Regions from separate parts of the Homo sapiens genome. Here region 2 is linked to region 1. The links are chromatin contacts, found by Hi-C or POLR2A ChIA-PET in ENCODE. All regions are on one chromosome and are shown on one strand. Each heading gives the region's core, a stretch centred on a gene start or an enhancer-like site at or near the end of the contact. The rest is flanking DNA. Distances are from core to core; before and after follow the strand shown.

Region 1 (3,563 bases), core at 659-3,158:
GTGGGTCTTAAGGAGATGCAGCCCATGATCTGTCTAGGGGGATTATCTTCCCATGATTTTATGTGAAAGGAAAAAGTAAAGGGAGTGTGAGGGGGAAGCAAGTTCTGGTGACTTCCCCATCTCTACCCACACTGGGCAGCAGAATATTCCTCAGGGGCCCCTGGGGAACCGAAACAGAGTTGGGATGGGGACGCAAGTAAGGTGCTGTGGCAGAAAACTTGGGCTTGGAGTGTGGGCCAGTTTCTGCTTTCCACAAGAGTCAAGTGGATACCACCTACTCTGGGCAGATGGAGACCAAGAAGGTTTCCTGCCCCTTGGAATGCCCGTCCTGTGAGGTGTGGCCAGTGTAACCCCGGACTTGGGAAGCTTTTCCATTGGCTAATGTTTGTGTCCCAACATCTACAAAACGTTAAGTGGAATTAAAGATGGGGAAATACCAGTGGTCTCCAAAGCACTCCAAAATTCAGGCAAGGAGGATCGGGTGATCATTCCATATCCTTAAATGTACAAAAAGAGAAACCTCATTCCAATCATGTTCCATATAATCACCATGGGAGGTAAATGAGAGAAGGGATGAAGTAGGAGAAGCAGAGCTTTCCATTTAAAACCACAAGGCCAGGGCTGGCCCTAGAGTCTAGCAGGCTCTGGCCTCAGAGTTCTATGGAAAGCTCTAAATGGAAATATAACCAGCAATGCAATGAGCTCTGAAAATGCTCTTTGGGAGTTCTGAGGGGGAAAAAAGGTACCTTACCCTGGCCCGCTCCAAGCTCCTTCTCTGCTCATGAAATGCGGCTGGACTTTTCAAAGCTGTTGAGAGAAGAACCGTAAAGATTACCTTCAAGCGAAGCATCATGTCTAGTGCTACGATATTCAGTGGAGAAGGCATCTTAAATTCATGTTACTGGCTGGGCGTGGTGGCTCACGCCTGTAATCCCAACACTTTGGGAGGCTGAGGCAGGCAGATCACGAGGTCAGGAGATCGAGACCATCCTGGCTAACATGGTGAAACCCTGTCTCTACTAAAAATACAAAAAATTAGCCAGGCGTGGTGGTGGTGGGCGCCTGAAGTCCCAGCTACAAGGGAGGCTGAGGCAGGAGAATGGCGTGAACCTGGGAGGCAGAGCTTGCAGTAAGCCGAGATTGCGCCACTGCACTCTAGCCTGGGCAACAGAGCGAGAAACCGTCCCCCAAAAAAAAAAAAAAAAAATCACATTACTGTTAGTAGTACTATAAATATCAGTTGAAGTGAAGGCAATGACACCTGAGTAAGCATGTATCTTTATGGTTTAGCTACCCCATTCAAACAGTTTTGGTAGAAACCAAAATATGACTCCTAATGGGAACTGTCACTGCCTAAGCTTGGGCTATATAAAGTGCACCCATGGAATGTAACTTTAACAAACACCCTGGCCCATGACTGGACCGTCAGCCGCAAATCCCCCTTCAGCTAGGACTCCAAGAACGCCTGCTAGGCCTCACATTATTCTCAGGACACCTGCACACAGGAAGGGGCACAGATGCATGCCAAATTAACCTTACTTCCTCAACCTCACGAGGAATCATAAAGTGGCCAAACTGTTTCAATGGGACAGTTAAAACCAAAAAGATATATGTCCACTCGGCACTATTTCCTTCTTCACTGCACCTGTTATTTATAGTGCTGCTAAAATTAACTTGAATTTCATCTCTAAGGACTAAAAGAACCCCATGGCAATTGTATGTGAAGGAACACACACAACCGACAGCTGAGACGAAGGGCTCAGCTCTATTCTGGGGATACCACACAAAGACCACAAGTCTCGACTTCTGCAAACAACACTCAGGTGGCAAGACCAAACCAAGAGCCTCCAGAAAGGCTGCACCATGAATGGAAGGTCTGACTCCTTTTGTCAAAAACTTGGCTGTAAGGACAAATAGCAACTTAAGACACTCTGAGGATGAGAGGGAAAGGCCTGACTCACTTCAAGTAGGGAACAGAGGCAATAAGAGAGAAATTTATAAGACTGTGGTCAGTTTCACTTCTCCTGCCCTAGAATTTCCAAAGAGCTGTGAAACTGCGAGCAGAGATAACTTTTGCTAGGCTGCTGGCTGCGGTAGGAGTGCAGGGTTAAGGAGCTGCTAAAAGTAGCAAGAGAGCATAGATAGGACCCTATCCTGCCTGGGCCGTTGTGCTTCTTCCTCCTTCCTCTCCACCCCCAGCGGGGGGCTGGGCCTCAGCAACAGCAGTCCCAGAAGAAAGCTTCAATTGTCCCAGTGGTATTTATTTTTAAAAATTTTTTGTGAATCTTAAGATAAAAAAGAAACTACAGTCTTAAAAGTACTACTGAGATCCCATCTTCTAACAGAAGGGGGAGCTCTAGATTTAACAAATAACATCAAAGAAAAACCAGTACAAGTTACCTCCCCAACCTACCTGGGCACTATCCAGGATTCCCCACTTCTTACATGGGCAGGTCGTGGGCATTTCAGTGGGTAAATAGACACCCCCTGCACCTGCTTCTACTGTGTAACGCTAGCTCAACTCCAAACGTCCTGCTCTGCAGGAACCCGGGTGTGATGCATCACACGTAACCTTGGCTCTTGGAAAGCTTAGCACATGCATGAGACAGTAAGTACAAAGAATCAAGAGAAAACGGACACTGTCCACCCCACCCCAGCTTCCTTTTCTGCCTCATTTTTCTCCGCAGCACTCATCACTGTCTTGACAGTCTTTATATAAATACTACGTATCTGGCTGGGCATGGTGGCTCACGCCTGCAATCCCAGCACTTTGGGAAGCCGAGGTGGGCAGATCATGAGGTAAGGAGTTCGAGACGAGCCTGGCCAACATGGTGAAACCCCGTCTCTACTAAAAATACAAACATTTTTGTACAGGCATGGTAGAGGGTGCCTGTAATCCCAGCTACTCAGGAGACTGAGGCAGGAGAATCACTTGAACTCAGGAGGCAGAGGTTGCAGTGCGCCAAGATAGTGCCACTGCACTCCAGCCTGGGAGACAGAGCAAGACTCCGTCTCAAAAAAAAAAAAAAAAGGCGGAATACTACATACTTTTCTTGTTTACTCTCAGTCTCCCACGTTTACATTTACAACATGTCCCCATCAGAGCACAGCAAGGGTTTTGTCTATTTTTTTAGTCACTCACAGCATTCCCCAAGTGCCTAGAATACCAGGCACACAGTATACCCTCAATAATTATTCACTCGATGAATTAGTGAGTATTCTGTAAGAAACGGACACAAGGTGACTAGTGACAGGAGGACAGGAGGATTCTGCGGCAGAGCTCTAAACTTTCATCTAAACAGCCAGAATTCTGGTTCTCAACCGGGTTCGAAACCTCACAGAAGTTCTGGATAGACAGTCAAGGGATCTGTGTTCTAGTACTGAGTGCTACCAATTACTGCTGGGTGACATGGGTTTTGACTGCTTTCTGGGTCTAATTTTCTTCCAGAGTGAGAATCTGCCCACCTCTCAGAACCCTTGTAAGGAAGAAACACCAGTGAGAGTGCCCTGAACCAAATGGTATATGTGTCGATATATTCAGGTGTTGCTGTCACCAAATGCTG
Region 2 (3,563 bases), core at 517-3,016, 290 kb after region 1:
GCTAGAGTACAGTGGCGTGATCTTGGCTCACTGCAACCTCCGTCTCCCAGACTCAAGCAATTCTGCCTCAGCCTCTGGAGTAGCTGGGATTACAGGCGTGTGCCACCATGCCTGGCTAATTTTTGTATTTTTAGTACAGTCGAGGCTTTACCATGTTGGCCAGGCTGGTCTCAGACTCCTCACCTCAGGTAATCCGCCTGCCTCGGCCTCCCAAAGTGTTGGGATTACAGGCGTGAGCCACCGCGCCTGGCCAATTAAGTCTTGTTTTAAACATGCCATTGGTATGACCGTAACCATCATTTTTTTTTTTTTTTGGTATGCAATGGTAGGGATTTTTTTTATTGTAAACTTGCTTCATGAATTACGCCTAAATCCCTTAGGTGAGGGCCACAGGGAAGTTTCCCTCTTTTAGGAAACCTAATATCATATAAATCAAGACTTCTAGCCACGCCAAGGTAAACCATTAGGGATGCTTGATTTTGCAAATGTGTTAAAGATATGGGCTTGGGAAGAAAATACTTTCCCAGCTGGGCACAGTGGCTCACGCCTATAATTTCAGCACTTTGGGAGGCCAAGGTGGGTAGATCACCTGAGGTCAGGAGTTCGAGACCAGCCTGGCCAACACGGTGAAACCCTTGTCTCTACCAAAAATACAAAACTTAGCCAGGCATGGTGGCACGCACCTGTAATCTCAGGTACTCGGAAGGTTGAGTCAGGAGAATAGCTTGAGCCCAGAAGGTGGAGGTTGCAGGGTGGCAGTGAGCTGAGACCACACCACTGTACTCCAGCCTGGGCATCAGAGACTCTGTCTCAAAAAAAAAAAAAAAAAAAAAAAAAAAAAAAATATATATATATATATATATATGTATGTATGTATCTATCTATATATATGTATGTATCTATATATATGTATGTATCTATATATATATATGTATGTATCTATATATATGTATGTATCTATATATATATATGTATGTATCTATATATATACTTTCCATTTTTTTTCCTACTCGTGTGAAAGAGACCGTGAAAGTGAAAGGAAAAGAAGATGGTCCAATCGCAAGATAAGCAGGCCCTGTAGACAAAGCAGACAGTTCAGCTACTAATGCAGTGTGGAAGGAGAGCCCTAGAGGCCAAGCACTAGTAATAAACTCAACACTTTCTGAAATTGCTAGGATCTGAATGAGGAATAATTGTGAGTGAAGAAGCCAGTGTGCTGGCTGTTCAGAGATAAGTGATTTTTTCTTTTTTCTTTTTTTTTTTTTTTTGAGATGGAGTCTCGCTCTGTTGCCCAGGCTGGAGTGCAATGGCACAATCTCGGCTTACCGCAACTTCTGCCTCCCAGGTTCAAGCGATTCTCCTGCCTCAGCCTCCCGAGTAGCTGAGATTACAAACATGCGCCACCACGCCCAGCTAATTTTTTGTATTTTTAGTAGGGTCGGGGGGTTTCTCCATATTTGTCAGGCTGGTCTTGAACTCCGGGCCTCAGGTGGTTCACCCGCCTCGGCCTCGCAAAGTGCTGGGACTACAGGCGTGAGCCACCGCGCCTGGCTGCTAAGTGATTTGTAAGCTAAGACATACTCTTAAATTCCTTCAAAGCAAGGGAAGCAGTGACTGTTTTAAGAACAAATACTGTCTTTGAAATTTGAAATACAGGATAGACAGGGGCTCCTTAAACCTAGTAATCCTTTTGTCTCTTTTGGTCCATCTCAACCACAAACCAAGCAAACATGCACATGCTTGTCAAAAACAAGTCAATTATTTTGAAAATCAATTAAATTATTCATACCCTTTGAAATTTCAAAGGAAAGTCGAGAGAGAGAGAGAGAGAGAGAGAGAGAGAGTCAGTTAGAAGTCACGGGTATTGAAGTGCTTATTAGTTAAATCGGGTTCTTTGTCTCTCTACTTTGCTAATGGCTGATCTTTTGACTTTTCTGATGATTAGCCCTGGCTATCAAGTGAGATTCCATGGGGCTTGGTTTGTTCATACTCTTCTGAGTGACATTTTCCCCATTCTAATAGCCTAAAAGCATAATGAGGTAAATGAATCACAAGTGATAATGAGTTTTTTAAAAATCTAGGCAGGAACAAAACTGGCTCATTACCATGAAGAAGTAGCATTCTGATGAGGACAGGAAATCACTGAGGAACAGGAGAGAATGCATAAACTACCACTTATGTGTATTGCTAATGATATGCCAGACACAATTCTAAACACTTACATGACGGTCTCATTTAATACCAATGCAAAAATTCTACAGATGAAGAAATGGGGACTCAGAGAGATTAAGTAGTTTGCTTAAGGTCACACAACTAGGAAATGACCAAATTGGCATTTAAATGAGACAGGCTGGCTGAAGCCTGGACTGCCTCTGCCTTTTTTTTTTTTTTTTTTTTTTTTGAATCAGGGTCTCACTCTGTCACCCAGGTGATCACGGCTCACTGCAGGCTCGAACTCCCAGGCTCAGGTGATCCTCCCACTTTGGCCTCCCAAGTAGCTGGGACTACAGGAGGGCCACAATGCCTGGCTAATTTTTTTTTTTTTTTTTGAGATGGGGTTTTGCTATGTTGCCCGGTCTGGTCTCGAACTCCTGGGGTCAAGTGATCTGTCCACCTCGGCCTCCCAAATTGCTAGGATTACAGACATGAGCCACCGTGTGCAGCCTGCCTCTGTCCTTCTGAAAAAAAGGTAATGGCAAAGGCATGGGGGAAAAGTTAAACATGTTAAAGAAAAGGCTGTAGATATTTCCATATGCATGTCGATTCATGTAGTAGCTTCCTAGCACTTCGGTAACAACCATAACCCAGCGGCGTTGGTGGTACAGTAGCGAGCATAGCTGCCTTCCAAATAATCATAACTTTGGTGGGATTTTTTGTTGTTTTTTTTCTGAAACAGGGTTTCGCTCTTGTAGCCCAGGCTGGAGTGCAGTGGTGTGATCTCGGCTCACTGCAACCTCCTCCTCCCAGGTTCAAGCGATTCTCCTGCCTCAGCCAGTCGAGTAGCTGGGATCACAGCTGCCTGCCACCACACTCAGCTAATTTTTGTATTTTTAGTAGAGATGGGGTTTCACCATGTTAGCCAGGATGGTCTCGAACGACTGGCTTCAGGTGATCCACCCTGTTGGGGTGATCAGACCCAACACCAGGCTGTGGGGGCAACGAAGTCCGGGGGAGTCAAAGGAATGAGACAAGACAAGTTAAGAGTGAAAGTGGGACCGCAGGCCAACGCTAGTATGGAGGCTGCGAAGGCCCTGAGCGCTGGGAGCCCGAGCTGTTTATTGGTGATCAAAGAAGCAGGTGGTGAGGATGTGGGGGTTGAAAGGAAGCAGTGCATCAAGCGCATGATCTATGGCCGTGACGGTTTAGCATTTTGTTTGAAGCATATGGAACATGTTCTGCTACTTGAGATAATGGGAGTGATAGAAGCAAGGAGCCTGCAAGTCTAGACACATTCCAGAGGTCACGAGGGTTTTTATGCCCTGAGCCCTGGATTCCATCCAAGCCACGAGAGCTTTTATGCCCTGGGTTTAGATTGTGGTGTGGCGGGGCAGCCTTCCACCCTT

Evidence for each region. A loop is a pair of places that touch in the nucleus more often than their neighbours do. ChIA-PET counts read pairs that join two places held with the same protein, here RNA polymerase II (POLR2A). Pooled maps may share reads with other maps.
Region 2: a pooled map shows a loop between it and region 1 (2.6-fold over the local background). The contact joins two enhancer-like sites. A Hi-C loop is called at or near these places in 1 of 50 pooled maps. POLR2A ChIA-PET finds 5 or more read pairs at or near these places in 4 of 52 experiments (WTC11, activated naive CD4-positive, alpha-beta T cell, activated naive CD8-positive, alpha-beta T cell and 1 more).

Annotation. Positions count from the first base shown.
Region 1 is chr22:40,434,748-40,438,310 of GRCh38, forward strand. It overlaps MRTFA (myocardin related transcription factor A), which reads right to left. Exons shown (of 15, transcript NM_020831.6): 5 at 752-807. Among named protein-coding and RNA genes, the nearest start is that of SGSM3, 66 kb to the left of the region's middle. RefSeq lists enhancers at 1,544-1,603, 1,864-1,993, 2,114-2,163, 2,234-2,283. Within about 2 kb of position 1,909, at least 22 of the 41 ENCODE cell types and tissues checked have a DNase peak (open chromatin) inside an H3K27ac peak, as active enhancers do.
Region 2 is chr22:40,725,630-40,729,192 of GRCh38, forward strand. No RefSeq gene overlaps it. Among named protein-coding and RNA genes, the nearest start is that of MCHR1, 48 kb to the left of the region's middle. RefSeq lists enhancers at 2,392-3,116, 3,117-3,563, 3,168-3,247, 3,318-3,367. Within about 2 kb of position 1,767, at least 6 of the 41 ENCODE cell types and tissues checked have a DNase peak (open chromatin) inside an H3K27ac peak, as active enhancers do.